Linked DNA regions of Homo sapiens: region 1 is linked to region 2. A link is an interaction called in ENCODE POLR2A ChIA-PET data of the cell type or tissue named here. Cell type or tissue: Caco-2. All regions are shown on one strand.

The links. ChIA-PET counts read pairs that join two places held together with the same protein. Peaks named below come from ENCODE experiments on the same cell type or tissue, not always from the same donor. Only the 100,000 strongest peaks of a DNase experiment are listed, where the experiment ranks them.
Region 1: POLR2A ChIA-PET joins it to region 2 with 8 read pairs; 2 of 35 experiments call an interaction of 5 or more read pairs at or near these places.

The regions. Positions count from the first base shown.
Region 1 is chr6:150,072,889-150,077,888 of GRCh38, reverse strand. No RefSeq gene overlaps it. Among named protein-coding and RNA genes, the nearest start is that of ULBP3, 6.3 kb to the right of the region's middle. In Caco-2, no CTCF peak of the experiment used is centred here; no DNase peak of the experiment used is centred here.
Region 2 is chr6:150,366,230-150,371,229 of GRCh38, reverse strand. IYD (iodotyrosine deiodinase) reads right to left here and starts at 2,218. Exons shown (of 5, transcript NM_203395.3): 1 at 2,021-2,218. The coding sequence starts at 2,198. In Caco-2, no CTCF peak of the experiment used is centred here; a DNase peak (open chromatin) is centred at 2,269; H3K4me3 peaks cover 320 bases.

The sequences.
Region 1 (5,000 bases), 290 kb after region 2:
GGCCACCCAGGAGACAGAGCAAAACTCTGTCTCAAAAATAAAATAAAATAAAATAATTATCAGGCAGGGATTTAAAAATAACTATGCTTACTATGTTTCAATAACTTTAAAAAAATGAAAAAACAACAGAAAAAAATTCATTACTTCAAATGTAAGATACATGGGCTATCGAATAATCTATAAGTATAAAACTAAATAACTGGAATGAAGAACTCAACAGATGGCTTTAATAGCAAATTAGACAGAGCTGAAAAGAGAAGTGTAAACTGGAAGGCAGGTCAAGAGAAACCATTTGGAATGCAGTACAGGAAGACCGAAGGGTAGAAAAATTTAGAAGAGACAGTAAAATTCAGAAGCCACAGCTGCTGTGGCAGACACTATGGAATGGTTCACCCCACATTTAATTGGAATCCTAAAAGCACAGGTAAAAGACAACACAGAAGGCATATTTTGAGAGACAATGGCTGCAAATTTTAAAAACTGGCTAGGAGGCTGTTATCAAATTGTCTTTCCTATTGATTGTATTTTATCAACAGTTGCTTTTAAATTTTTCTCTTTTAAGTTGTTCTCTTCAAAGATATTCTTCTTGAAGACGACCTTTAAGATATTCTGCAATTTCATCACAATGCACCTAGGAGTGAATTTATTTTTATTTATTCTAATTGAGATTTGTTATGTTTCCTAAAATTGAGAATCTATGTCTTTCATAAAATCTGAAAAGTTCTTAGCCATTAGCTCTTTGAAAATTTCCTCTCCCTCATTTTCTGCTCTCCTTTTGGAAGTCCAGTTAGAGGCAGGTTGGCCTTTTTCATTGTACATCCATATCTTTACACTTCTCTCTTGCAGTTTCAGCATGAAACTCTCTCTCTACCAAATTTTGAATGATTTCTTCAGATCCATCCAGTTCAGTGACTTCATCCTCTATTTAATATGCTGCTTCATCAGTGTGTTGAGTTTCAAATTTTAATTAACATATTTTTCATTGCTGTAAGTGCTGCTTGGTTTTTTCTATTTTAGATACAACTAGTCTTTTTTGACAATGTCTCAATATTTGCAGTGTGTTTTATTATGTCTTTAATGATTTAAGGATACATATTTTACTATTTTCTTTGTAGTTCTAATATCTGTAGTTCTTCAGGGCCGAACCTACTCTGTGGGATTGGCTCACTCACTTACTGTGGTTTGACTCGACACATTCTGTAGGTTTCTGAGCTTTTTGTGGCATGGCTTTCTTACTGCAGGAAACCTCTGTTGCCTACGTGAGGTTGTGTTCTGCAGAGATATTATGTTTGATTCTGTTCAATGCCTGTGGATCTCCACAAGCCAGGGATCATTTTTGTTAATTTTTTGGCTTGCACATTCCCGGATCAGTCAGGTAGAAAACATTCTAACCCTTAGGAAAGCTGCAGTGATGAATCCTCGGGGCAGAGTGCTTTACTGGATTTTACATGCACAGTGCTGCTCTCGCTGGTCATCATTGGTGCTGCTGTGGCTCTTTGTTAGTTTCTTGGGTGGAAGAGGCACCTCAGCAAAAAAGCTTTGAAAACAAGATTTGAAATAACTTTATTTTGAGCAAAAGCTTTTCCTGGTTTTCTTGCTCTGTTGTTGCTATGGCACGTGGTGCCTGCCAGTTACAGCTAAACAGTCAGTTTTGCCGTTTCTAGGCAGAAAAATGCTCAAATCCCAAGTAAATGTCCAGGCATCCCAGGAGGTGACTCTGGTAATGTGTATTTTCATTACTCATTTCCACTCTTAAAGGTACAATTCTCCTGACGTTTTAACATTTTCTAGGGTGCCATCCTGTATGTTAAATCCAAAACTGATGATTTCTTCTCAAAGGCAGTGTTACCATAATTGACACAGTTTAGATATATTATAAAAAGTATTGAAATCTATTCAACATTGTTCATTAAGCTTCTGTTAGGGTCATAAAATATCCTGTCACGTCTGATTAACTCAACTAAGTTCAGTTTTTAAACGACACTGCTGTTCTACAATGTGCTATTTGTTGTTAAAGCCTAGAATTTATAAGTGTTTCCAGTAACTGAAAGAGATTGGGTATTTTACTAAGATATCTATTACAATTATCATAAATTTAAGACTGTGGGCCGATTTTATGAAATCTATAAAATATAGAAATGATAGGAAGTAAAAATGAATTTAATAGAGTTCTAGCATTCATTTTGTCTAAAAGCCAATGTCCAGTGAAAACATTGTTGTTTTTCTCTCCTGCAAACCTGAAGCAAGCACTGCTAGAAATGTGATTTTCTACAGAATTGGCATGTTAGTAAGATGATTCATGACTGAAGTAATATCATTCATCTGTTTAATGTTTATAGCTTGGGAACATGCCTTATCATATGGCCAAATGCCTACATGTTTCAATATACTCCCAAAGATAAGAGACTTTAAGCTCCTATGTTCACAAAGGAGTATTGTCTGTAAATTACATCTCAATAAATTTAATATTTATAAAAGATAGAAGGAGAGAAGACTAGCAGTAGTCGAATAAGAGAAAACCAATAAACTTGTCCAATCTACAAGTGCTTCTATGAAAAGGTAGGTTAAACTAGAAACCATTCTCCACCTCTTTGAGACTGTGACTAACAGCCTGGAACGGTACAAATCCACTGGATGAAGACAGGAAAGAATCTCAGGCTTCTGGCTCCCTCCCCCATATTACCCCAGAGAAACAATGGAAGAAAGAAGGAAACATTTGGCTCTCAGACTACACAACAGCAACCCTGGTTGCAAGATAACAATGGAGTATTCTTTCTAAAATATGAAGGAAAAGAACTTCAGCCTAGAATTTTATATCCAGTCAAATTCTCATTTAAACAGGAAGATATCTTTTCTGTTGCAGCTATAACAAATTGCCACATACTTATCTGCTTAAATCTGTACATCTTTATTATTTCACAGTCCTCTAGGTTGCAAGTCTGAGATGGCTTGATTTGTTTCTCTGCTCCCAGTTCCTCAAGGTCAAGGTCAAGGTGTCCACCCGCTGGGCTCTGATTGGGAGGTTCTAGGAAGTATCTGCTTCCAAGTGCACTCAGGTTGCTGGCAGAATCCAGTCCTTGGACCTGTGGGACTGAGGTCTCAGCTTCCCTGCAGGCTGTCAGCTGCAGCCCTTCCCTAACTCCCAGAGGCCCCTCTCCAGTCTTGCTCATGGCCCCCACATCTCAGAGCCAGCAACAGTGCATGGAATCCTTCTCATGCTTAGAATCTCTCTGACATTAGACGCATATTTCTTGGCTCCAGCCTGAGAAAATTCTCTGCTTTTTAGAGCTCATGTAATGGCACTGGGCCCACTCAGAGAATCCAGTAAAATCTCTCTATTTTAAGGTCAACTGATGAGTAGCTTTAATTATGACTGTGCAGAGCCTAGACTAGAGGTACCTAGACTCTCAGTGCCCAGACTAGTGGTACCTAGACTCACAGTACCTAGACTAGCGGTGCCTAGACGAGGAGCAGCTGGTTTCTCTAGGCCCTCACCCCTTATTATCTCCATCCCCTTCTTCCTTGTCCCCTTTCCTTTCCCATTTCCATTCCCACTTTCATATGCATTCCTTCTTTGCTTAAAATACTGGATTTTCCTGCCGCTGGTATGCACCAGGCTCAAACAAACAGGCTAAGACAGCCGTTAGTTGTCCTATCATCAGTGTTTTCTAGAACATATTGTTCTAGAAAGGTACAGGAAACTTGAAGGGACAGCTGCCGAATCCTGCCCACCACAGTGTATTAGAAATATTCAAAACGTAGAAAACTTGAAGGATATTTGCCTCCTAAAGATCCAAGTTGGAAATAGTTTAGAGGAAGTTACCTCAATAGCGAGAGAAACACAGGAGATACGACAAGAGAACCGAGGAGGACAAGTGACTAAGGAATCTATTCCAGATTACTGTTATTTCACAACAAGGGGAAATGTGAAGTTAGGATCACAGAAACAAAGAAGTGTAGCTAAGAATAACCGAGAATTACAGCTAGGAAAGATATCAGGAAAATGGGGCTGGAGGTGGCACACGAAAGGGATAGGAAAACATGCTGAGACTTCTAAAATTAGGAATAAAACAAAACCAATAATACCAATAAATGTGACACATATTGGTATGAGTCATAGGTTAAGGGCAGCCACCCTGAGAAGAAAACTAGAATGTATAACTTTTAAACCAACAGAAAAAAAACCCTCAGTATACTAAATAGAACACAGTTACGGAGGGGAAATGCCAGCAATAAAAAACACAATAAATACATGTGCACCAGGCACAGTGGCTCACGCCTGTAATCCCTGCACTTTGGGAGGCCAAGGCAGGAGGATCGCTTGAGCTCAGGAGTTCAAGACCAGCCTGGGCAATATAGGCAGACCCCATCTCTACAGACAAATATAGAAAATTAGCCCAGTGGGTGGCGCATGCTTGTAGTCCTGGCTACTCGGAGGCTGAGGCAGTAAGATGGCCTGAGCCCAGGAGTTAGAGGCTGCAGTGAGCTATGACCACGCGGCTGCACTCCAACCTGGGCAACAGAGGAAGACCCCATATCTTAAAAAAAATAAATAGATAGGCTGGGCACGGTGGCTCATGCCTGTAATCCCAGCACTATGGGAGGCAGAGGTGGGTGGATCACAAGGTCAGGAGATTGAGACCATCCTGGCTAACAAGGTGAAACCTCGTCTCTACTAAAAATACAAAAAAAAAAAAAAAAAAAAAAAAAAAAACTAGCTGGGCGTGGTGGCGGGCGCCTATAGTCCCAGTTACTCGGGAGGCTGAAGCAGGAGAACGGTATGAACCCAGGAGGAGGAGCTTGCATCAAGCCGAGACCGTGCCACTGCACTACAGCCTGGGCGACAGAGAAAAAATAAATAAATAAAAATAAATAAATAATAAATAAAAAAGATGGCAGAGCTAAATCCTAAACAGTAGTAATTACAATAAAAGTGAACTACTAAACTTATCACATAAATCACTGAAACTCCCAGGTTGGATTTTAAAATATCAAATAAT
Region 2 (5,000 bases):
ACTACACATAATATGTGGCTGTGATTGCATACATTAAGAGCTATTAATATATAAGGGCTTGTTACTGTTATGATCCCAGAGCCCCCTTTCCCACAGCTCCTCCCTTTCTCTAGTACATTTTTCTTCCACAGTTCCTCTTAACCGCATGTGTCCCTCAAGTTCTATCCTCAGCCTTCTCTCTAGCAATGCCCACTTTGTGGATTCATTATTTCTCCAGGTTCCAAGTATCTTCCCCATACTGGTGACTCTCCAGTCAGTATCTGTGGCCTGGGCCCCTAACATAGACTGCTGTCTCCCTTTTCTGCTCAGGTGTGTCACTGTCGTCTGAAATCAAACATGTCCTCGATGGAACTCAACATCTTCCCCTTTAAGCTGGATCCTCATTCCCTCACCCACTTATGATAGCTTCCAGTCTCCAACTCTCCCTCTCTCCTCCTTTTCCCAATATCCAATTTACTAGCAAACCCTGTTGCTCTTCCATTAACTTTACTCTGATCCACGCCTTCCACTGCATTCCCACCTGCCCCCACCATCCAGGCCATCCTTACCAGCACAAACCATTACCCAGCTTCACAGCAGATGTTCCCTGGATTAAGGGAAGTGCTTCTCCGCTGGGTAGAATTGACGTTCTGAGTGGAAGAGGTTTCAATGTAGGAGAGCAAGAGGCAGCCCTGCTGAGAGGCTAGACTCCTGTACGGTGCAGTCAGCACTACAGGCTGTTAGCACTGAGAGCCAGCTGGACACCCTGCGCCCCGGTCCTGAGATTAGGACACACACTCATGCACACACTCTCTCACAAACACACTCATGCGCACGCACACACACATTCATGCATGCACACACAAACTCATGCATGCTCACACACACTCATGCACACACGTGCACACTCACACGCACACTCACCCACTCGTGCACACACACTCATGCACACACACTCACACATGCACATTAATGAACACTCACATGCACGCGCACACACATCCACTCTCATGCACACACACACACGCACGCGCACACACACATGCACATTCATAAACACACACTCTCACACACATACACTCACACACACTCACATGTCCAGGTGGCCTCTGTTTGGGGATGGGGGCATCATTAGCCCAGCTGAAGATCACAGAGCCTCTTCCAAATCGAACCCATCCCAGACAAAGCTTCTCAAACACAGATGGCTCAAGCTTCCTCCACGCTCTCTCCCTTCCTACCTGCCTCCTTCATCACCTCTTCTTCTCAAGGTGGCCATAACCTTCCCGCCCTCAATTCTCTACTTCCATTCTTACCCTCTCCCTCCACCCTCAATTCTCCACTTCCTCTCTTACCCCTGCCCCAGGCCTCCAGGTGCTTCTGCTCCTTTGGCTCCTTGTTGCCTGACAGGCCTCCCAGCACTTGCTATTTGTACCCTATTCATCCTCCCAGCCTGGTTTGTCCTTTCCCTGACTGCACCGTCAAACTCCCAGGCCTACTCTAAACACCTTAGAATCAGTTCCACCGGGTCTGTCTCTTTGTTACTCTCTCTGATTCTAGTGTATCATCTTGGCAGCTGAACTGGACATTCAGTTTGTTGAGGACAGAGGCCATCCCAGGCTTTCACTTCCAGGGCCTGGCACAGGGAAAGGTAGCAGCCTCCTAGGTGATGCCACTTGGTAGATTTCAAAGTTCCTGATCAAAACCTGGCCTCTTAGTCCCTGCCCACTGCCAGCCTGGGATGAATTCCTGCAGAAAGATTTTAACAACCAGAACAGAATTGTAGCCAGGGAAAACTTCAGCCTCTCAACAGCTTTTTCACTGGGCATCAAAAATAAAAAAGGGTTGGTCCCAGCAGGTGACAAGCTCATCACTGGAGAGAGATGACCTGTCTGTGCCAAGCACTGATTCATTAGCACAATAGAGGTTGATGTTGAAGCTGGCCTGTGTGTGTTTCTTCCTCTCCATAAGCCCTGCCATTGACTCACACTCATCATCAACACAACACGACAGCGAAGCTAAGCAGCATAGCTGGTGTCTTTACCTTCTTCTGCTTGGTGCAGGTCACTGCTGTCTTTTAAGTCTTCATCCACCCAGGGGCGAGCTTCGGCCCTGGTTCTAGGCTCCCCCTTCTTTTTCTCCATGCTTCTGTCGGCATTTTTAAAGATCCACACAACCAAAATGCAGAGAATGGCTACCAAGATGGGAGTCAGGAAATACATGGTCTGGAGTCTGACGTCACAGGCGTGCACACTTCCCACACCGGTTTTTAAACACACAGAGACAGGAGTGGAGAATGCCGGGAGATAGAAGGAATGCAGACACAGGTGTGCCAGGGAAGGAACAAAGTGCAGAACTCTTCAACTCTGTGAGGACTTTGCAAAGGAGCAAAGATCACAGTCACATGTGTGGGGTGTTGTGGCTTTGGTTATACACCAGTCCATTAACTTTTTAAAAGTATGTACTCTGTCGATATATTCTTAGACAACAATTGCCAGAATCTGAGTAAGAACTTGCATGTGCTAGATCTAGCTAGATCACCTGAAGAACTTGTTTTTGTTTTTGTTTTTTTTAAATAGATTTCCACACACCAACTCAGATCTGCTGGAAGAAAATGTTCAGGAAAGAGGTTTGGCACCATGCATTTTAAATGGCATATTTGTGAAAACAGCCCTAGGGTTTTGATTTTTTTTTTATGATACCTGAGCCAATATATGGAGTAAAGAGAATATCATGTTTTGCATCAGAGAAAAACTTTGATCCAGGAAAAGTGACACAAAAAATTAAAGTGACAACTTGATTATGTAATTACTTCAGTAGGGCTTTTTATGTGTTAGTTTGTCTGTCTGTTTTAGAAAGTGCCTTAGTCAGTTATGGCTGAAATAACAAAAATACTATGGACCGGGTGGCTTAAACAATATAAATTTATTTCTCAGCCAGGTATGGTGGCTCATGCCTATAATCCCGGCACTTTGGGAGGCTGAGAGGGGCAGATCACTTGAGGTCAGGAGTTCGAGACCAGCCTGGCCAACATGATGAAACCCCATCTCTACTAAAAATACAAAAATTAGTTGGGCCTGGTGGTACATGCCTGCAAACACAGCTACTCAGGAGGCTGAGGCAGGAAAATAGCTCCACCCAGGAGGTGGAGGTTGCAGTGAGCCGAAATTGTGCCATTGCACTCCAGCCTGGGCGACAAGAGTGAAAGTTCCTCTAAAAAAAAAAAAAGAAAGAAAGAAGAAGAAGAAGAAAAAGAAAAGAAAAGAAAGAAAGAAAGAAAGAAAGAAAGAAAGAAAGAAAGAAAGAAAGAAAGAAATTTATTTATCATTTATTTATCATAGTTCTGGAGGTTGAGAAGTCCATAATTAAGGTGCTGGCAAATCAGCTCCTGGTGAGGGCTCCCCTCCTGGTTTGCCAACAGGTGCCTTCTTGCTGTAACCTCACACAGTGGATGGTGGAAACAGATCATCTCTATCATCTTTTTTCTTATAAGGCCACTAATCTCATTAATGAGGGCTCCACTCTCATCACCTGTTCACCTCCCAAAGGCCCAACCTCCAAATACCATTGTACTGGGGCTTAGGGCTCCAACACATGAATTTTGCCAAGACATATTCAGTCTTTAGCATCAAGGTGCAAACGTATGTATAACATGATGCCATTTGAATAAAACAGAGTGGAAAATATGATACATTTATACAAACTTATATATGTATTTCCTGGAAAAGCATACTCTAAGGAGCGGTTATATCAGGAATTCTCTTTATTAATTTTGCAATTTCTTGTGAGTCTATATTATTTCAAAATAAACAGTGAAAAAAACAGTGGTTACTTGTTTTGGAGGGAGTGTGGAAACTGGATAGATGGGGGACAAGGGTGAGAGAATTTCTACTGAATACTATTCCATAATTTAAGTATTTTGAGCTGTTGTAAATATATTATCTATTTAAAAAATTGAATATGTGTTATTTATTTCAATACTCATTTTGATGGTTTTATTGTATCATATATTGTAATACTCCTTTTTGTGATAGACAGTTGTTTTTTAAGATGTATATCATATTGGTTCTCTAACTCCAGAGAACTCTGTAGAAGATAATAAACAAAGTTTATTATGGAAGCACTGGCCTCCACAGACCATTGAATTTGGTGGTGCTGCCTGCCATGCCGACAGCTTTTGTACAGGAAAGTGCCCTCCCTGTGCCTGCTGAAAGGGTGTCAGAGGGGACATGTCCAGTCCATGTGATCCAACCCCACGCAGGCAGCTGAAAATGGCAGAGCCTGTGTTGGGGCCCAGCTTCTCTTTACATCCCACTAAAAACACAGAATAAAGAAACCACTCCATAGCAAGAGAAGAGCAAGACAAATGTGCAGAGAGAAGCAAGGCCTGCAAGGCAGCAATGCCTCACAGCTCAGGGGAAGGACAAGGTGAGGGCCATGGGTGGCAACTGCCTCTGCTCCTAGGAGGTCCCAGGCCTGCCTCGGTTTCAGCCCATGTGTCTCCTTACCTTCGAAGAATCAGAAAGATCCTCGGTGCCTGTAACTACAAAAGCACAATTCATATCAGTGTCAGGAACAGGATTAAGCCCAGGAAAAATGGGGTGGTGGGAATTGGTTTTAGTGCACTAGTGGGTGAAGTCTGGGAGGCACCCCCATCTCAGAAGGGAATGCTAACAGCTGTGGCATGCAGCAGCTGGCTGGCTAATTGAGTATTGCCTGAGTCTCTTGGGTTTCAGACCATGTGCCCAGCAGAATGAGTCTGTAGGGGATTCTGAAGCCACTGAGAGCCCCGGAGGAGCTGAAACATAAGGACAACCATGCCAGAAGGCAGCTTTCCATCATGTTTGGTGACTTGCAATGGGAAAGAAAAGATTCTTGCTCTGAATTGCTTGGTTCAAGATAGAGAAGAAAAGCAAAATGACCATGCATTCCTTCATTCATTCATTCACTCATTCATTCAAAATATATTTTTTGGGATCCATGCAAAAGGCATTGCATTTGGGGCCAGAAATAGAACGGAGGGC